Linked DNA regions of Homo sapiens: region 2 is linked to region 1. A link is an interaction called in ENCODE POLR2A ChIA-PET data of the cell type or tissue named here. Cell type or tissue: PC-9. All regions are shown on one strand. Links, peaks and the distances in the headings refer to the core of each region. The heading gives the core; the rest is flanking DNA.

Evidence for each region. Peaks named below come from ENCODE experiments on the same cell type or tissue, not always from the same donor. Only the 100,000 strongest peaks of a DNase experiment are listed, where the experiment ranks them.
Region 2: POLR2A ChIA-PET joins it to region 1 with 15 read pairs; 3 of 35 experiments call an interaction of 5 or more read pairs at or near these places.

The regions. Positions count from the first base shown.
Region 1 is chr14:103,249,836-103,260,686 of GRCh38, forward strand. No RefSeq gene overlaps it. Among named protein-coding and RNA genes, the nearest start is that of LINC00605, 66 kb to the left of the region's middle. In PC-9, for the core only: no CTCF peak of the experiment used is centred there; a DNase peak (open chromatin) is centred at 5,926; H3K27ac peaks cover 946 bases.
Region 2 is chr14:103,137,370-103,148,220 of GRCh38, forward strand. It overlaps TNFAIP2 (TNF alpha induced protein 2), which reads left to right. Exons shown (of 12, transcript NM_006291.4): 12 at 1-70. It also overlaps the pseudogene NDUFB4P11. Among named protein-coding and RNA genes, the nearest start is that of TNFAIP2, 19 kb to the left of the region's middle. RefSeq lists enhancers at 2,948-2,997, 3,028-3,077. In PC-9, for the core only: no CTCF peak of the experiment used is centred there; DNase peaks (open chromatin) are centred at 5,668, 6,432 and 6,912; H3K4me3 peaks cover 308 bases; H3K27ac peaks cover 2,465 bases.

The sequences.
Region 1 (10,851 bases), core at 4,392-6,891:
GGTGACTTTGTTTCTTGCAAGAGAAGCAGACCCCTCTTTGGTCATGTGGGCTTATCTGCATCTTCTTAAGAGGTTGGGTCTGGCAAGTCAGCTGCTGGAGCTGCCTTCGTTGAAAGAAGCGGGTTGACCAGAAGATCTGCAAGAGTGCTGTGGGATTTGCTGAGCCTCTTCCTCTGGCGGAGGAGGGATAGGAGAGATGGTAACCAGAGCATGGAAGGCCTGACAAAAGTGGATGTAGAGGTGTGGGAGGAGGCAACAGGAGAGCAGTGGAAGGAGAAAGAGAAGACATTTTCAAGGTTTTCTTTAGTTGTGAAATTGTTTCTGACAATTTTTTGCTTATCTCCTGGACGGAAGCCATTTTTTCCATACCTCTCTTAGAAGCTTCTACCTACCGTTAAAATAGGACTGCTGTTCAATTTGTCTGGTTCTAAAACCTGCTAATTGTATGCACAAACATATTAACTTAGAAATTTCCAAAGACCCCGATTTTGGCCATTGAAATTTGGGGTCATCCTGAGTCATGTGGGTGCATCTGGCTGGGTGTCCACAGCATGGCGCTCTACAGGGGTGACCCACAAACCCGGCTGGTGCTTCCAAGGGGGATTGCCCCTTAAAGGAAAGCTCAGTTTTTGACAACCATTTTCCCATACTTTTAGAAATTCCTTCTCAAAAGTGATCAAGGCTGGAACAGAGCTTCTGGTTGAAGTGTGCTACTTGCAAGCGTCACTCCCTAAGGTCCCAGTGACACCGTGATTGACTGTCTTATGTGTCTCAGAATCCCTGGTCCCCTTGCAGTGGTAGAGTGCTAAAGGCGCCAGGTGACCAGCCCTTATGTGCACCTTCCAGCTGGGGTCTGTCCTGCAGGGAGGCCCTCTCAGACTGCTACACATCATGGACAAACATCCCAACACCCCCATAAAATCTCTAGTCCCCTGCAGCACCCAGCTGGGTTTGGAGGGAGCAAGTGTCTCTTAACTTCCAGGTGAGAGAACTCACCCTCATGCACCCTTTGGTTTGAAACTAGCAGGAATTGGTCACAATTGAAAAGACGAGTCCAAATTACCAGCAATAGGAAACAGCTACAATTTTAAAATCATGCTATGTAACTTTAGGTCAAAAAAAGTGAAATCACCAGTGCTAGTGAAACCACCTTTGCAAAAAAGATAACAATGAGGAAATTATGATGGTGAAAGAGATCTGACCTAACCAGCTCCATCTTACCTTTCACCTCCAAGCTGCCCTTGTTCATTCCTGAGTGTAGGCCAAAGGAGGAAGGGAGGGATTTATAGCTTAATGTTGAAGCAAAGATAACAGCCTCTCCCCAAAACAAACCCTCTCCTTGCCTGGGGATCAGACAGCCTTTGTAGAACTAACAAATGAGCCACAGATGAGAAATTTTGGCTCAGGAGTCACGCGGCCAGAGGCCACAAGATTCCTCACCTCCCCAGTTGCCCCCATAGGTAACGTTACTATTATGAAACCTAAGGTTGGTGTTTGAGGTGTTTTTCAGACCCTGCATTCTGATGGGTCAGCTGAGGCTACACTGACTGGTGAACTGGCTCATCTCGTCTTATGATCCCCACTCAAGAACCAACTCAGCCCAAGAGGACAGCTTCGACTCCCGGCGGTTTCATCCCCGACCCAAGCAGTCAGCACTCCCACTTCCCATCCTCCTGCCCACCAAACTATCTTTAAAAAAATCCTAAACTTTGAATTTTCAGGGAGGCTGATTTGAGTAGCAATAAAACTTTAGTTTCCTGTTTAGCCGATGACAACATGTATTAAACTGTTTTTATTTATTTATTTATTTATTTATTTATGAGATAGAGTTTCACTCTTGTTGCCCAGGCTGGAGTGCAATGGCGTGATCTCGGCTCATGACAACCTCTGTCTCCTGGGTTCAAGTGATTTTCCTGCCTCAGCCTCCCGAGTAGCTGGGATTACAAGCATGCGCCACCATGCCTGGCTAATTTTGTATTTTTAGTAGAGATGGGGTTTCTCCATGTTGGTCAGGCTGGTCTCAAACTCCCGACCTCAGGTGATCTGCCCCCCTCAGCCTCCCAAAGTGCTGGGATTACAGGCATGAGCCACTGTGCCCGGCCTTAAACTCTTTCTTTCTCTGTTGCAATTCCCTGTCTTGATAAATTGGCTTCCTCTGAACAGTGGGCAAGAGGAACCCATTGGGCAGTTACACTAGACTCCAACACTGTAACCCAAAACGCTGCCATGAGGCTGAGGAGAAGACAGACATTCTCTGCAGAGCTTTTGCCTAAATCTCCTGTCCAGAGACAGAGACAGAAGCCCTCACTCTTGCAGGAAAGAAAGGATTTGGAAAACAGCCCAAATAAAGTTTCAACTTCTTCACAACAGCCAAAATTTGGAAGCAACCTACATGTCCATCAACAGAGGTACTTACACAATGGAGTACTATTCAGCCATAAAAAAGAATGAGATCCTGTCATTTTCAAAAACATGGATGGACTAGAAGTCATTATGATAAATGAAATAACCCAGTCTCAGAAAGACAAACATCGCGTGTTCTCATTTATTTGTGGGATCTAAAAGTCAAAACAATTGAACTCGTGGAGACAGAGAGTAGAAGGATGATTACCAGAGGCTAAGAAGGGTAGTGGGAGGGTGAAGGGGAGGTGGGTTCATGGATACAAAACAAATAGTTAGAAAGAATGAATAAGACCTAGTATTTGATAGCACAAAAGGGGGACTATAGTCAATAATAATTTAATTTTACATTTTAAAATAACAAAAAGAGTATAATTGAATTGTTTGTAACATAAAGTATAAATGCTTGTGGGACTGGATACCCCATTTTCCATGATAAGATTATTACATGTTGCATGTCTGTGTCAAAACATCTTATGTTCTGCATAAATATATACACCTATATGTCCACAAAAAATAAAAATTAAAAATTAGAAAAAGATCTAGACCTCAACCAAAAGGAAGGGAGGTCTGAATTCAGGACTCAACCTTTGCACGCAAGGAAACCTCTGGAGTCAGAGGAACACAGAGTGTTTATACTGGTTCGGATTGCTGAGTGTGAGAGGGAATGCCAGTTGGCTGCAAGGGAGGAATAGAGCTGAATCCTCCAGACAACACCAGAAATGCCAACCAAAATTAAGAAACTGAGGCCCCAGGCACGGTGGCTCATGCCTGTAATCCCAGCACTTTGGGAGGCCAAGGCAGGAGGATCACCTGAGGTCAGGAGTTCAAGACCAGCCTGGCCAACATGGTGAAATCCCGTCTCTACTAAAAATACAAAAATTAGCCAGGCATGGTGGCGGGCACCTATAATCCCAGCTACTCGGGCGGCTGAGGCAAGAGAATCACCTGAACCTGGGGGGCGGAGGTTGCAGTGAGGCAAGATCGCGCCACTGCACTCCAGCCTGGGCGACAGAATGAAACTTTGTAAAAAAAAAAAAAGAAAGAAAGAGAGAGAGAAAGAGGGAAAGAGAGAGAGAGAGAGAAAGAGAGAAAGAGAGAAAGAAAGAAAGAAAAGAAAGAAAGAAAGAAAGAAAGAAAGAAAGAAAGAAAGAAAGAAAGAAAGAAAGAAAAGAAAGAAAGAAAGAAAAGGTATCCCATGGTAATCCCATGGTGAGATCCTATGGTGAGATCATAGCTCACTGCAGCCTGGAACTCCTGGGCTCAAGTGATCCTCCCACCTCTGCCTCTAGTCCTAGTCTTTGAGTAGCTAGGACTGTAGGTGCATGCCACTATGCCTGGCTTTTTTTTTTTTTTAATAGAGATAGGGTCTCACTCTGTTACACAGGCTAGAGGGCAGTGGTATGATCACAGCTAACTGCAGCCTGGAACTCCTGGGCTCAAGCCCTCCTCCCAATCCTTGGCCTCACAAAGCACCGGGATTACGTGTGCGAGCCGCCAAACTCAGCCACAAGTCAGTATTTAAAGGAAAAATGGGGCAGTTCCTAAGTTGTTTACCAAAAATTTTTATTGTTTCATTAAAATAACCTATTGATTTATTAGACATCGTTCTTTGTATCACAAATTCCAGGAGCATGAAGATAATGGGTGAGGCTCACATTGTGCAACTTGTGGTAATATTTTAGGTAATTTATTAGCTAGCCTGGAAACTACAGGGAAGGAAAGAAAAAAACAAAGCCCTTAAACAGTTACCCCTGGGCATGGCTGCGGGGGTGTGACTGAGGTCCCATGCTCCTGTCCCTCTGGACCTGATACATTTTGCAGACCCCCCCCCATTCCTCAGGCTGTTCTGAGCCACTTTTCTTTATCAGTTGACAAGGATGCACACCCATGTACTCTTTGTGTCTGGCTTATTCACTCACAATTAAACTTATTCACTCACTTGCTGGAAGTTGCCAGGTCATAGGGTTTGGGTAGGTTCAGCTTTAGAACACACTGCCAAACAGTTTCTCCAGGTGTTTGTACAAAGTGCACTCCCGGCCGGGTGCGGTGGCTCACGCCTGTAATCCCAGCACTTTGGGAGGCAGAGGCGGGTGGATCACGAGGTCAGGAGATCAAGACCATCCTGGCTAACATGGTGAAACCCTGTGTCTACTAAAAATACAAAAAAATTAGCCGGGCGTGGTGGCGGGCACCTGTAGTCCCAGCTACTCGGGAGGCTGAGGCAGGAGAATCACCAGAACCCAGGAGGCGGACGGTGCAGTGAGCCAAGATCGTGCGCCACTGCACTCCCGCCTGGCGACAGAACGAGACTCTGTCTCAAAAAAAAAAAAAAGAAAAAAAGTGCACTCCCACCAGCAAAGTGAGATGCCTCTGGGTGCTGGGTATCCTGGTGAACACTTGGTATTCTCAGTTGCTCAGCTGGTGGCGGGTGCGTGATTGTATCACTGCTTTGTAGATTTGAGGCTGCTGGGGATAGCATTCGACATCCAAGACCTGCCTAAGGAGAGGAATCTAATAAGTCTCAGAAAGTTTCAAACTCTTTATTTTCACTCAGTTTTCAAAGACATATGTTAATTAACTGTCCATTACACTGCAGACTGACTGAGCTGGGCTCCCTCTGTTTCTATATGCAATTAAGTTACTCAGGAAACACTTTCTTTTTTAAAAGCTTTGATAAATAGGTTATAAGTATATTTAAAACTACATGGAAATTAAAATGTTATTGCTGTATGCAATGCTATAAATGAGATAAAACATGCAAATCTGATGGAATTCTGTGCCAAATAGCTAGTCTTTCTTTCTTTCTTTTTTTTTGTTTTTTTTCCCGAGACAGAATCTTGCTCTGTGGCCCCGGCTGGAGTGCAGTGGCGCAATCTCAGGTGACTGCAACCTCCACCTCCTGGGTTCAAGCAATTATCCTGCCTCAGCCTCCCAAGTAGCTGGGACTACAGGTGCGTGCCACCACACCCCGCTAATTTTTTGTACTTTTTTTTTTTTTTTGAAACAGAGTCTTGCTCTGTTGCCCAGGCTGGAGTGCAGTGGTGCGATCTCGGCTCACTGCAAGCTCTGCCTCCCGGGTTCACGCCATTCTCTTGCCTCAGCCTCCCGAGTAGCTGGGACTACAGGTGCCTGCCACCACGCCTGGCTAATTTTTTGTATTTTTAGTAGAGACGGGGTTTCACCGTGTTAGCCAGGATGGTCTCGATCTCCTGACCTCGTGATCCACCCGCCTCTGCCTCCCAAAGTGCTGGGATTACAGGCGTGAGTCACCGTGCCTGGCCATTTTTTTGTATTCTTAGTAGAGACAGGGTTTCAGCATATTGGCCAGGCTGGTCTCAAGCTCCTGACCTCGTGATCAGCCTGCCTCGACCTCCCAAAGTGCTGGGATTACAGGCATGAGCCACTGTGCCCGGCCAATATCTTTCAAATAGCAAAAGTAACTCTCAGAACACAGTCTATGCAAATCACAGCACAAAGTGCTCCAGCAGGAGGGACCTGTTCTGTCCACCTATGTCAGCATGATCTGCAGTGATCAGGCAGCCTTGCCATGGGGCAGCAGAAGTGAGAAACCCTGCCATGGGGCAGCAGAGGTGAGACACCATTCCAGGAAATAGATCGAAACTCCAGTGTGTACTAATGGATACTACCCACTGGCTGAAGGCTTGAAACTACCTTTGCAAAATTCTGACAGAAAGGGAAATCTGACATAGCTAACTCCATCTTGCTGTTCTGTGCAGGAAAAGTGCGAGGGGAGAAGAAAAGACACACACACAATACCTTTAAGTGTAAACAACCTTCATCTTACGTGGCAATGCAGATATAATAAGCAAATTATATAATAAGCAAATAATATAATAAGCAAATTCATATAATAAGCAAATTGCAGTGGGAAAGGGAGAAGGCAAAATATATATCCATATGTGTGTGTATATATATATTTTTTTTTTTTTTCGGAGATGGAGTCTTACTCTGTCACCTAGGCTGTAGTGCAGTGGTGTGATCTCAGCTCACTGCAACCTCAATCTCCCGAGTTCAAGCTATTCTCCTGCCTCAGCCTCCTGAATAACTGGGACTACAGGCGTGCGCCACCACACCCAGCTAATTTTTGTATTTTTAGTAGAGACAGGGTTTCCCCATGTTAGCCAGGCTGGTCTCGAACTCCTGACCTCAGGCAATCCGCCTCCCAAAGTGCTGGGGTTACAGGCGTGAGCCACTGTGCCCAGCCAAGATAGATATATATATTTACACTCACCAGGCTATGGAGGATTCACTGCCAGACCGGGAAGCAACAGCCTGGGCTCCAGAGTTGGCCACCCGTCTGTGCACAGACAAGGAGAGGTCTCATGAAGCTTCGATGTGGTCTGGGGTCCTAGCTCTTTTTGTAACGAGCTGTTTGGCGTGAGGCCCAGTCACGAGGGGCCTTTGTGACTGGGCTCAAGGAACACAAAAGGGCCAACTTGCTTTTGCAATTTTCTATTGTTTTTCAATAACTAATGTATAGGAATAGATTGAATTAGAGATTTCTCCAAAACAGCGCTGGATAAACGCCTCAAGGGGCTCACACAACCCGTTTGGGGACTTGGTGGCCATTGTTTGTGTCCATGTTCAATTGAGTTCAAATTTAATGTTTAACTTTTCCTCCACACTTGCCTCTAACCTCCAAGTTGTCCTTGTTCATTTCTGGGCAAAAGCCAAGCTAACTTCGGGAGGAATTTAGTTTATAGTTTAACACTGAAGCAAGGATGATAATAGCCCTTCCAAAACTATCTCCTCTTCATTCAGGAACCAAAACTGTCTTTGTAAAACTAACGAAAGACCCCAAGATTAGAATTATGGCTCAGGAGTCAGGTAGCCAGAGATCACAAGACTTGTAACCTCCCCAGTTGCTCCTATAGATAACATAATTGAAAAACTAAGATTCGTGTCTGATGTATTTTTCAGACCCTGTATTCTGATGGATCAGTTAGAGCCACCTGGATCAGTAGCCCATACCAAGAAGCTGGCTCATCTGGTCTTGTGATCCTACCCAAGAACTGACTCACTGCAAGAAGACAGCTTCAGTCGCATGATTTTTATCTCTGATCCAACCAATTGTTATCCCCATTCCCTAGCCCCATGCCCACCAAACTATCCTTGAAAAACCCTAGGCTCCCAGCTTTCAGAGAGGCTGATTTGCATAATAAGCTCTGGTATACCACATGGCTAGCCTTGCACTGATTAAACTCTTTCTCTACTGCACTACTACTGTCTTCATAAATTGGCTGTCCTGTGCAGCTGGCAAAATTCCATTGGGCAATTACAGGCTCAGCTCATTCTCCATTATAATTTTGTTTAAAAATGGGCCAGGCGAGTGACTCATGTCTGTAATCCCAGCACTGTGGGAGGCCAGGATGGGAGGATCACCTGAGCCCAGGAGTTCAAGACCAGCCTGGGCAAATAGTGGAATCTCATCTCCACAAAAAATTTTGTTAGAAGTTAGCCAAGTGTGGTGGCATACAACAGCTGTCCCAGTTACTCAGGAGGGTAAGGTGGGAGGATCACGTGAGCCCAGAAGGTCAAGGCTGCAGTGAGCCATGACTGCATAAATGCACTCCAGCCTGAGTAACAGAGTGAGATCCTGCCTCAAAAAAAAATTATAAAAAAAGGTATAAAAATGACAGCCGACTCTATGAATATACTAAAACCAGTGAATTGTACACTTTATACAAATGAAATAGCACCAAGTACGGGTGTTGCTTAAAAGGACACCTTTGGATCCTTCATAGGATGTCACCATTAGAGGATCTGGGGAGAATATAGGACTCTATTATTTGCAACTTCCTGTGAGTCTATAATTTTTCAAAATAAAAGTTTAAAAATGGGTTAGATAATAACAAATCTCAGTATTTACTAACTCCAATAGAATAATTGGAGAAATCAGTCAAAATATTTAAAAGTGACCCTGGCCCCATTTTCCAGCACATGCCCAAGGTCCTGGGTGCTGAGGGAGCCGTGGGTCCTCCTTCCCTGGGGTGGAGCCTTCTCTGTCCCTGGGCTCCTGGCACAGACTCCCTCCAGGACCCAGATGGGGTGGGCGGGGTCCTCACACTGTGCCCTCTCCCCACCCTGCCCGCCCCAGCTCAGGGCCGGAATCCAGGGATCCCAGGCTGGGTCCCACCCACGGTCATATCTCCCTGTGGCTCCTGGTCTCTACTGCACCCCCAGCCTCGGCACTGGGTTGACCCTGGAAGGCCTCCTGGGTGCAGGAAGGGGTGGGACCCTTGTCTTTACTCGCATGTGGCGGCATCCCCCTGGCAGCGGGAAGGGCCCTCCCCTGGACACATCTGTGCAGGTTCCAATAACCAGTCACACGGGAGCGTTTGGGCGCAGCATTAAAAAAATGCTCCGAGTTAATTTCCTGGGCCCAGCTCCTTTCCACTCTGGATTTCAGCCTCTTAGGAGAATAAGCCAGCGAAGTGGGGTTGGGCCGCAGACACAGGAGTGGGAGAAAAGTGGAGGGGAGGGTCCATGTAGTCAGACCAATACTCCCACTGAAACCAGATCATATGGTGGACTCAGTGTTTTAATGCTGTGGTTTTGGCCAGGCATGGTGTCTCCCATCTGTAATCCTGGCACTTTGGGAGGCTGAGGCAGGTGGGTCGCTTGAGCCCAGGAGCTCGAGATCAGCCTGGGCAACATAGCCAGACCCTGTCTCTAAAAAAAAAAAAGTTTTTAATTAGCCGGGTGTGGTAGTGCACACCTGTAGCCTCAGCTACTGGAGAGGCTGAGGCAGGAAGATGGCTTGAGCTCAGCAGGTCAAGGCTACAGTGAGCCATGGTCACACCACTGTACTCCAGCCTGGGCAACAAAGAGAGATTTTGTCTCAAAAAAAAAAAAAGTGTCTTTTTAAAAAACTGGAATGCTGGCAAGATAATCACCAGACCCAATGGAAGGGAAGCAGGACTCTGTGGGGTCAGCCAAGCAGGAGGACCCAGGAGAGTTTAGGGGGTGAATGAGAACATTGATTCCCATGGGCTCTGGGGGAGGGAAAACAACACAACCCTTGGGTCCTGGAGTGGGGTGTCTACGGGAAATCCCCTCCACGCTGTACTGGGCGCACAAAGGGAGTTCGCCCAGAAGCACGTGCACAGCCTCTGGGGCGGGCGCCTGCATTGCACCCCTCAAAATATTGCTACCATGATGTGCAAGGACAAGGTGGGGCACAAAGGTAGCCAAGCACCAAAGACAGAAGCCAGGACAAAGAGGGGCTCCAGACCACAGAAACATGCCCACCGGGCGGCAGAGCAGGGGACAGACTCTGTGCCCCCGTACTTCTATTCCATGTCCTGGGTCTCACCTCACACCTTTCTTGCAGTTCATGTGTCTCTCACTGTGTCCACAATGATATTCTACACATCCAGAAGGGTTTGTAGTAATTATAGGGTTTTTTGTTTCTATAACTCATATTTATTTATTTTTATTGGTACACAATAATTGTACATATTTATGGGGTACGTGGGATATTGTAATACATGCATACAATCTGTAATGATCAGATCAGGGTATTAGGATATTCATCGTCTCAAATGTTTGTCACTTTTTTTTTTGAGATGGAGTCTTGCTCTGTCACCCAGGCTGGAGTGCGGTGGCACGATCTCAGCTACTGCAACCTCTGCCTCCCAGATTCAAGTGATTCCCCTGCCTCAGTTTCCCAAGTAGCTGGAACTACAGGTGCGCGCCACCATGCCCAGCTAATTTTTGTGTTTTTAGTGGAGACAGGGGTCTCGCCGCATTGGCCAGACTGGTCTCAAACACTTGACCTCAAGTGATCCACCCGCCTTGGCCTCCCAAAGTGCTGGGATTATAGGTGTGAGCCATGTGGAGGAAAAGTTAAATATTAAATTTGAACTCCATTGAACTTGAACACAAGGAATGGTTATGTGCCAGTAAATAGCCTCTGGGCATCTGCCTGGGAGCTAATAACCTATACTGATTGTTCTGGTAAGGTACATTTTCTACCTTAAGGCAAACAAACAACAGAATCTACAGAATAGGCTAACCTTCCTGTATTCCCTGAGTCCAGTCATGAAGGGCCCTCGTGCCTGGGGCTCAGGCCAAAAAAGGAATACTACAAAAGGGTGAGGGTCCCAGACCCCGCCGAAGCTCCGCAAGAACTCTCCTCGTCTGTGCGCGGACGGGCGGCCGACTCTGGAGCCCAGGCTGCTGCTTCCCTGTCTGGTGATGCTTCCTCCATAGTCCAGTGGGTGTAAATATATACAGATATATCTTTTCTTGTCCCTTTCCCACTGTGATTTGCTTATTATATTTGTGTTGCCATATACTTGGGATGAAGGCTGTTTGCCCTTAAAAGTATCGTGTGTGCCTTTTCTTCACCCCCCGGGCATTTCCCACACAGAAACTTTTGGTATCAGGAACAGGATTCGAAAACGAAAGTATGCCACTTTCCAG
Region 2 (10,851 bases), core at 5,160-7,659, 110 kb before region 1:
ACTGCTTTTGTATGTATGTTGAACAGGATCCAGGTTTTTATAGCTTGATATAAAACAGAATTCAAAAGTGGCTGTGGAGTGATTTATTTTGGGAGCTGCACAATGATGGGGGGCCCAGCCAGGCAGCCTTAGCAGCTTTCTGAGCCTCTAGGGGTCCGGGCAAACCTACCTAGGTTCTGTGTCAATCCCCAGCCTGTCCCAGCCCCCAGAGCACCTCATGTGGTCCAGGCAGGAGATGGCCCACCATCCCCTCACTGTGAGCAGGAGCTTTGGAAGTGTCTGCCTGTAGGGCATGGACAGTCACTTCACCCTTCCGTGCCTCAGTTTCCTCATCTGTAAAAAGGGGACTGTGACCCTTTGGGGCTTCCTCCACCGTCCTTTACTGAGGAAGAGGGTGGGGTGGACACGGGGCAGCCATTTCAACCGCATGCACGGGACACAGAGTGGGAACTGACTCTTACCATGCTGGCATTGACCTGAAAGCTACAGCTGTGGACACAGGAGGTCTGGTTTGTATTCAGAGACGGGCTCAGCTGCCACGGAAGGGTGGGCCTCTCCGCAGCCAATCTGGCCTGGAATTTGGGAAGGAGCAGAGTCCCTGGAAGGGAAGAAGGGTACCTTGATGAACGTTGCACAGAGGCCGGGGAGGGCCCCAAGGGGAGCCGTGTGCACCTGAAGAGGGGTGTGGGCTTCAGCAGGGCCTGGGACAGCCCGGAGCTGGGGGTGGGGGAGGGCAGGCCCTTTCTCCTGAGTTCCATTCTTGGGGCCAAAGCGGATGGCATGAGGCCACCGTGCAGTGAGAGAAAGGAGGGAGACGAGGGCCAGGGGCAGTGCGGCTTGGCACGGAGACCCTCTGCCCGGCTCCTGGACCCGCCGGTCCATGTGGCTGCGAGGTCCTGGCCTGGTTGAGCCACGTGGGGAGCGTGGGCCTTGGGCGGGCGAGTTCCCGTTCCTCTCCTCGGAGCACAGGGTCAGGGGGAAGTGGGGGCAGCGCGACTCTCCCCTGCATGGCCCCCTGACCCTGGGCAAACGTGGGGAGAGATGGCGCCTGAGCCCCGATGGAAGCTGTCAGTGGGCCCTGGCACACATTCTCCCACGGGGGCGGACTTAGGTCCCAAAGTGACCCCCAGCCTCGCGGCGGCCAGGGCGGGCCGAGTCGTCGGAGCGCGGCGGGACCTGGGGCCAGGTGGACCCCCCTCCCCGGGCTGCGTCCACCCCTGGCAGAGGGGCGGGCTCCGGGCGCGAGGCCCCAGGCGAGGAGGAAGAGGGTGCGGGCGGCGCCTTGGAGGTTCCTGCTGTTCCTGCTTTTCGGGGCGGGGGCCTTCCGGGTCACTGTCCCGCCAGCTGTTGGATCTGCACCAGTAACTTCTCCAGGAAAATCCCCCGGAGAGGAGGATCTGCCCGGCGGAGGGGAGCGAGTCCCCCAGCGCGGGGACAGGGCGGGCGGAGCGGGGCCTGGGCCAGGCCTGGTGCCTTTGTGCAAGGACGGGCCCCGGGCTGCCCAGGCTCCTGTGAGCAGGGGTGGAGCGGGGAGGCCGCAGCCCCCGCGGAACACCGGGCGCCCCCGGCCTCCAGCAGTGGGAAGCAGCCCGGGGGCTGACGCTCCCTGCAGGAGCCAGGAGCAAGCAAACAAGCAGCTTGAGTGCAGGCGCGGGGACGGGCCGGGGGTGCCTGCGGGTGAAAGGGCGGCTCAAAGGGACAGTCGCTGGAGGCCCGGTCTTGAGGAGGTGCCTGGAGCAGACCCGGGCTGGGCGCTGCGGGGGAGGGAGGAGGTTGCGGAGGCCGGCGGGCGGGAACGGGGAGGAATTCCAGGTTTCAGGCAAAGAAAGACGGCAGGACTGGGGAAAAGGGATCCTGGACAGGAGACTCCGCAGGAGGAAGGAGGGGGCCGGTAAGTGGGCTCCTTCCAGCTGGGGAGCGGGGCTGGAAGGGGCTGGAGACGCGAGTTTCAACTCATGGGATTTATGGCTTGGAAAGACCCCTCTGCCCTTCGGGGGCGCTGGGGTCCCCAGGGGAGAGATGAGGGCGGCAGCGAGGGCCCCCTCGTGCAGTGAGATGGAGCGAGCTCTCGGTGGGCTGAGGGAAAGAGCAGCCCAGGGGCTTCTAAGAGACCGGGAGGGAACCAGGCTGCTTCCAGGGACAGGGAGGGCCTGGGAGGGGAGAAAGGGCTGAGGAAGCGCTTGGTCAAGTTCAGGGGGAGAGGTCCCTCCGCACTCGCAGTTGTGCCCTGTGTCACCACGATGTTGTTCCCAAAGTATTCTTCTGGTGTTTTTTTTATTTTTATTTTTTCCTTCTTTTCACAGGTGTTGACCCAAAGTATTTTCTCTCATGCCTGGCCACTCTGCCCTGGACCCTCAACCCAGCCGAATATGACACATCTCCAGAAACCCAGCAGGCGCAAGCCGCAGGGTTGGCCTTAAAATCCTGCTTAAACAGGAGACCCTGGAGGCCTGCTTCAGTGCCACCAGCCTAACCGCCAGGGCTCATCAAAGACGCTGCCCAGATGCATTGAACGTAAGCAAGATCAGCAAAGGTTTATCTCAACTTCAGACTCACTCCCAGAAACTCACTCTTGGGAGCTCTCTGTGGAATTGGGCCCCCCTTCTTCTGGTATTATGTTTTCAAAACTGACAGGGATATGAAAGAAAAACTTATCCAGGAAAGAAAATTGGGTTGAACATTTAACATCTCATTTAAGTCTTGCAATAATGGCTATATGTATTTTTGCTAAATAAATCTTCTATTAATCTTTTTTTTTTTTAAAGTTTGAGATGTCTGCAGAATGGGCATGTGGTTCATTAGAGTGACCAATACCCCGGTGAGTGACAACACTTTGTGTGCGAGGCTGCCGGCCGCCAGGCCCTCTCTCTCGCTCACTGCTTTGGGGGCATCATTTTGCACAGCCCCTGTGGAGGGTGATTTGGGCTTCCGGGTCAGGCTGACAAATGCAGGAACCTGTGAGGCAGCCATTCTCCTTCCAGGAATGTACCTTATCCATGCTCTACCAGCTATGCAAAGCAACTTGAGTGCCAGACTAGTCACTTCAGTTACAGTAGCAACATACTGGAAACTCCCTAAATGCCCATCGGCAGACACCAGGGAAATCACTGCAGTGCACCCAAACAATGGAGTACTATGTGGCGGTGAAAAAGAATGAGGAAGTTCTCTCTGTTCTCATGTTGACATTCAGGACACATAACGTTAAGTGGAAAAAAGCACAGTGCAGAGCAGAGTTTGTGGTGTGTGTGTGTGTGTCTGAGAGAGAGAGAGAGAGAGAGAGAGAGAGGTGAACAGGGTTGGATGGGGACAGAAGTTAGGAAGGAGGTATTTGGCCGTATAGCTTGTAAATTTTCATTATGAGGCATGTGAATGTGTTATATTATTAGCATTTTATAACTGAACATTTAACTGAGAAAATGAAAGTGGTGTTGCTGGAGATGGGAGGAGAGAGGAGGAAAATACTTTAGTGTCTCAGGGGTAGGCTCAACCAGCCATGTCCAGCGCCTCTTTGAAGTGGGTTCATCAGCAACCTGTGACTTGGCGTGAAGCCAAGTTCAGCGCTGAGGTGCAGACTGTAATCACAGGGCTGAGTTTAACCAAGACTCTGGTTTTGTCAGGCGATCACTATGGAGGATGATAGCTGAGCCGTGGGAGGGGCTTGCCAGGGAGAAGTCATACCGATGGGCGATACCCATACTGACTGCTGCTATACCCAGCAGTCCCTGGTCGCCCCCAGAACTCCCATCCTCTGACCCTGTGCTGCCTTGCAGCCCCTCAGCCCCCCATGCATGCCCCCCATGCATGCCCCCACCATCCCTGCAGTGAGACCCCGCAGCCTCCTGAGATGCCAGGTAAGCCATGCACAGCCAGGTGCTGTGCCTCAGAACTTGCTGCAAAGCTACTTATGCAAGGCGGGGGAAGCCGTCCTGGGAGGCTGTGCAGGTGAGCAGCCAATAAACAAGTGAAAAGAAACCCCCCTCCCTCCTTGTTTGTCTCTCCAGCGCCCTCTACTGACAGTGCACAGCACCGTGCCAGCAGGAGAGAGGGAAAAGTTCCAGAATCCCCAAGTAGGGCAGTGAAAGATGGGCTTGGGTCAGAGGCAGTAGATGGATAGCAGGCAGTTGCTTTCCATATGCACCCTTTTACACACGTTTAACCTTTTCTAAAAATTCCAGTAAATGCAATACATGTATCCTTCCCACAAGTGAAGATGCACTCACGCTGTCTCCAAAATGAGGAGACAGTGAGGACAAGGTGCCAATGGTTACTGTAGCCACTGTTGGCTCTGTTAATTACACCACAAATTCAACCACAGTCCACTGAATATCTTGTTACCTGAAGACTGAATGGTAACACTAACCTCCAAAAAATTGTGTGTACAATACAGATGCCAGCGAGAGAAAACAGGAAAATGGTTGGCATGTGGAAACAAACACGTGAAAACAAGCAAAGGAAACTAAGCAAAACTACTACACTCCTTGCTTCCGTGACAGTTGGGAGCCGAGGCTTGAAGTCCATGGTTCCTTCTCCCATCACTCATCCTGGATTTTCCCCTCCCTCAGCCGGGACCTCAGCTAGTTGGTGATCTTTACTTGATGAAACAACTAAAACTTTCATTTCAGAAGGTTCTGAGTCCTCAATTTTCCTGCCTTTCTATGGCTGGGGTAGTTTTCCATGAACCTTTTCTATTGGCCATGGAAATAGTCAGAAGTGCCGCAGAGAATGAATGCCCTGATTTCCAGACATAGTAGCAGCTGCCTGGTCTCCCAGGAGAATCAGAACCTATCACTGCAGTCAAGAGAGCAATCATTTTTTAGGTCTTTTGGTGTCATGACAGAATGAGCCCCAGATGGCCAGGTGGCGGCATCATCTTTCAATTTAATGAAACCATTGCTGTGTCTCCTGGTTGAAGGATGTTCCTCTCCGGGACTAAGACCTTCACATTAGCAGAGCTCAAAGTTGCTGCGACAGGAAGCAAAAATCCTGCCAGCTGGTTGTTATTGGGGGTAATAGTAAGTGGATCCCCCTCATATCAACTGGTTGCATGGAGTTCTAATCGGGGAAGAGGAGTCAGGCTGGGGGGAGCAGGGAAAGCAAAACAAACAAACAAAAAACAGATAAGCTATAAGCCTGCCTTTCTACATGGCCCAGGACACACAGAGCCCTCCTAAGCAAATAACTCACAATCTTCCTGTGCCCATCTTATCGCCAGATCCTCAGCCGATAGACAAGTGTCAGTTAGCTCGCTGCAACCTGGGCATTATCAGCACTGCGCGTGGCCCTCTCCAGCACAAGCACCATCCTATAAAATCCCCCACAAGTCTTTGTCTCCTTGTAGTCAGCTCCCCTTTTGCTGATCTGCCCATTGCTTTCTTGCAATGTATTTTCCTGTGTTCTCTAATAAGCCTGCCTGTCTTTACCTACAACTCTCTTGGTAAATTCCTTTATTGCATGCGCCACTGGTCCTAGTTAGTCACTACCTGTGACAGCTTGGTTTCTGGAGCCATGCATTTTGGCTATAAGGGAAGTAGAACCATGTGGTGGCCCCTGATTCAAAGCGTATATGGAATCCTGTAAAATAGAGTCCATCTTTCCTGGGTATTGCCACTCAGTCTTTTGCTGAGGCTAGCTCCTTCTGGGTGATAGAATAAGCAGTAAGATCAGTGAATTCCACGGCCACGAGCCACTGTGGCATTTCCTTGGTGGTGAAATGGGTTCCTTGGTCAGAAGCAGCCCTGCATGGAAGCCATGATGGTGAAAGGCATCACGTGAGGCTACAAGCAGCAGTGCTGCAGAAACACTCTGGGTAAGGGAGGCAAAGTGTGTCCCTTCCAGGAAGGTGAGTCTGTGTCCCCTCCATGATGGAAGAGACCAGGACCCACCTGCTACCAGATGCTGGCTGCTCTCTGTGGGGGAAGGTGCCATCAGGCACTCAGTGCTGCTCTCTGGGGTTGTGAGAGGGGGCTGCCAGCAGTGAGATTAGTCAGACCAGCCTGGAGAGATGAGCCCGTGTTGCTGGGCCCATGCGTAGCCTCCATCTTGGTCACCATAAATACATTGTTTGTGGGTTCATTGAAAAAGCGCTGGTGTGGCTAGGGAATTGTGTCCCCCCAAATTCATCTTAAAATCGTAACTCCCAATGTGGCCCTACTTGGAGCTAGAGTGTTCACAGAGGTAATCAAGTTAGAATGAGGTCATTGGGTGGCTCTAATCCAATACGACTGGTGTCCTAAAAAGGGGAAATTTGGAGACAGACACAGGGAGAATGCAGTGTGAGGATGGAGACAGATCAGGGTGCTGCTCCTGTCAGAGGCATTCGAACCAGAGTGACTCCATCTTGAATAGGGGCTGGGAAAAATGAGGCTGGGGCCTGCTGGGCTACATTCCCAGGAACTTAGGCATTGTTAGTCGCAAGAGTTTACGGTTGAGGGAGCAGATTAATAATGTTTACTAACAGACCTGGAATGTCCTGATGTCCCAATATCTTGAGAACGCAAGCATTCCTAGTTTAAGACGTTTTGTTTTAAAGATAATATCGATTCTTGTGAAAGATGGTAATTACAAAGATTAATCCTCTATCACAAACCCTTGTAGTAAAGCACATCTCCTATGATTTTCGTATCTTAAACAGGCATTGTACTTAGGCTGGGCTTGGTCCTCCTTTTACTTTAAGGAATGCCCTTCTCTGTCTATAGTCATTCTTTTTTTTTTTTTTCTTAAAAAATATATGTATATATTTTGGGGGCTCTATTTTACAGGATAATATATATATGTATGTATCTTTTGTATATATATTTGTGTTACAGGCCGAAAGAATGAGGGTGGTGATCAGTTCAGTATACCACTGGAGGCTCTATGAGTAAACAGCAAACTGTTTCTCATAAATGCGGAATGTTGGCAAACTGACAAACTGTGTCTGCCACCCAGAAGGGATGCTGAGGGCAGTCACTCCCCAAACGCAGTGTTTCTTGAGATTAGGTACATCTGAAGCCTGTTAGTAATAACATGAACCTGTTATCAATTAGCAGCCGACCAGTCATTACCTCCTCCTCCCTGCTCTTGCTACCCAATAAATATGAAGGGCTATGGAAGCTCAGGGGCTGCCTTTGTCCACTAGAAGCAGGGAGCTCTCTTCATCCTTCCCTGGACAGTTCCTTTCAAACAGTTTCTTTTGTCTTCAGTTTTCATTTCTACGTTTGTCTCTTCGTTCAGTCTTGTAATGACGGTCTCAAGTAGTAAAAGTAGTAATTGTTGTGGGGATGATCTCAAGTAGTAACCGTGGCAGTCAGCCACATATTTGTATATATATATTTACAGGATACAAATTATATATATATATATTTTAAGACAGAGTCTCACTCTGTTGCTCAGGCTTGAGTGCAGTGGCACAATCCTGACTCACTGCAACCTTTGCCTCCCAGGTTCAAGCAATTCTTGTGCCTCCGCCTCCCGAGTAGCTGGGATTACAGGCACACACCACCACACCCGGCTAATTTTTGTATTTTTAGTAGAGATGGGGTTTCACCATGTTGACCAGGCTGGTCTTGAACTCCTGACCTCAGGTGATCTGTCTGCCTTGGTTTCCCAAAGTGTTGGGATTACAGGCGTGAGCCACTGGTCCTTGTCAAAAATATATATATATATAATATATATTTTATATTTTATGTTTTATATATATAAATATAAAATATATATATTTTATATTTTATGTTTTATATATATAAATATAAAATATATATTTTATATTTTATGTTTTATATATATATATATAAATATAAAACAGGCGTGAGCCACTGGGCCTGGCCAAAATATATATATATATTTTATAGAGACAGGGTCTTACTATGTTGTCCAGGGTAGTCTCAAACTCCTGGGCTCAAGCAGTCCTCCTGCCTTAGCCTCCCAACATGCTGGGATTACAGGCATGAGCCACCATGCCCATCCAGGAGTAGCTATTCTTTCATTCCTTTACTCTCTTAATAAACCTGCAGCTAGGTGTGGTGGCTCACACCTGTAGTCCCAGCACTTTGGAAGGTCGAGGCGGGCAGATCGCGTGAGTCCAGGAGTTTGAGACCAGCCTGGGCAACATGGTGAAACCCTGTCTCTGTGAAAAATTTAAAAAATTAGCCAAGCATGGTGGTGTGCACCTGTAGTTTCAGCGGAGGTGGGAGGATCACCTGAGCCTGGGAGGTGGAGGTTGCATTGAGCCAAGATCACGCCACTGCACTCCAGCCTGGGTGACAGAGTGAGACCCCATCTCAAAAGATAAAATACATAGAATAAAACAAACTTGCTTTCACTTTGCACTGTGGAATTGCCTCTAATTCTGTCTCGTGTGAGATCTGAGAACGCTCTCTTGGGGTCTGCATTGGGGCCCCTTTCCAGTAACACTTCTACAAGCCAAGAAAGGCCAGAGATTGACAGAAAACTCCCACAGCTGGGAGACGGGCTGGGATGGAGTCTCCCTCACTTCCTCAGAAGGAGGCAATTCTGCTGACACCTTGACCCCAGACTTCTAACTTCCAGAACTGGGAGATGGCACGTTTTTAGGGCCTAAGCACCCGCAGCTTGCGGCACTTTGTTGCAGCATTCCTAGGAAACACACAGGGTCTGGCTGATGACTTCACAGAACTTCCTTCTTTTACCTGATTCAGCCTCTTCTGAAGGGGACACCCTTTGCTGAGCATTTATATGATGCGCAAATGTTCCTGTAGTCTGTGTCCATCTCGAGAGGCTGACCGCATACTTCTTCCTCAGACATCCTTGTTACCAAACTTCCAATCCTTTTCTTCCAGGTCCCCGAACATCCAACCAAACTGTTAGCAGCTGTTTCTAAGTGGGCACGGATTTGTACCTCTGGGCATCTCTCTGTCTGCATGTAGTGGACAGCCGAGTGAATGGCTCAAACTGTGCGCCTAGGGAGGGTTCCTTCGCTACCGGGGCTCGGCCGGTGGAGCTGTAGTACTCATGTCTACTTTTGTGGGAACTGGCATAGCATGCCGAGCCCTCTGTCACCAGGCTCGAGTTTCTTCCTCAGCCAACTGGGTGTGAGGAGTACCCGGGGAGGCTGGAGGCATGGATGGGGAAGGGAGACAGGGCAGCAGGGGTAGGTGCTGAGGGAGTCTGGGCCACCTGCCTTCCCTGTGAAGTTCCCATGCCGTCTGGACCCACCCCAGCTTGCCTCTACTGCGTACATGGACTGAGAGGCCACCGCTGCAGATCCCACGCCTGGTGGCTGGGTGGGTCCAACCATGCCCGGCCCCTAATGGGAACTAGGCTGAATGATCACCTAATGACACAGGGGTGGGCGTTCAGACTCGAATCCCAGTAGAAAGCGAGAAGCAGTTTCTCAGAAGGAAACTAGTTATCTACAGAAGAGAGCACAGAATTGCTCCACAATTCTAGAGGTCCGGACTGCAATTTTCCCATTGGCGCTTGTCATGGATATGTTGAGCAGCAGTGGCTCACAGGGCTGGGCGGCACAGAGGCTTGTACGCATAGAGCAGCCCAGGCCTGCAGAACCTCCTCTTGCTCAGCCTCTTATGGAAACTGGCTGCCTTATGGGGCACTCGGGAGATGGGTCATGGTAACACACTAAAATGTGTTGGGCCAGCCTGGTGGCTGACACCTGTAATCCCAACACTTTGGGAGGCTTAGGCACAAGGATTGGTTGAGGCCAGAAGTTTGAGATCAACCTGGGCAACATAGTGAGACCCCCAAAAGCCCTTCCAAGCATTTGCCTCTTTCTTCATAGTAGGTAGTGGGAGGTGTAGCAACTTGCCTTCACCTTAGAGTGAATATTTCAAAATTCTCCAGCCCAAATAACCCCCAAGAAGCTTAGAAATCACAGGTCTCAAATTTGGGGGGATTTATCCCCCATCTTCTAGCTGACATATGTTTTATTAAAGCTTCTAGAGGATGTGCTATTTCTTATCAGATCCAATCAGCTTTATATCACCAATGCAGGGGGCCAGTGTAGTGGTGTGTGGAATGTTAAATAATAAAGATCAATTTGGCCAGGCGCAGTGGCTCACGCCTGTAATCCCAGCACTTTGGGAGGCCAAGGCGGGCAGATCACTTGAGATCAGGAGTTCGAGAACAGCCTGGCCAACATGGTGAAACCCTGTCTCTACTAAAATACAAAAATTAGCCAGGTATGGTGGCCCACGCCTGTAATCCCAGCTACTTGGGAGGCTGAGACAGGAGAATCGCTTGAACCCAGGAGGCGGAGGCTGTAGTGAGCCAAGATCCCGCCACTGCACTCCAGCCTGGGTGATAGAATGAGACTCCGTCTCTAAATAAATAAATAAAGATCAATTCATAGAGATGGAAAGTAGAATGGGGGTTGCCAAGGGTTGGGGACAATGGGGATTTATTGTATGATGGGTGCAGAGCTCCAGTTTTGCAAGGTGAAAGGAATTCTGAAGATGGATGGTGATGATGGTTGCACGACAATGTGAGTGTGCTGAATGCCACTGAAGTGTAGACCTAAAAATGGTGAAAATCGTGAGTTTTATGTTATGTATGTTTCACCACAATTTAATAAATAAATACAAAGTATAAAGGAAAAAAGGAACTGAAGCATGGATTAAAATAAAGGATTTTCATGTTGTTTGACTACATTTTAGAAAGCAGTGTGTTAGGATCTTGATACTGTAAGAATGGTTAAGATACTAGCAGCATGGGTACTGCCGGGAAAGGTTTTAGAAAGTCAGAATGCCTGCCTCAGCTGGGTGCAGTGGCTCACACCTGTAATCTCAGCACCTTGTTAGACCAAGGCAGGCAGGTTGGTTAAGTCCAGGAGTTCGAGACCAGCCTGGGAAACACAGTGAGATCTCATCTCTACAAAAA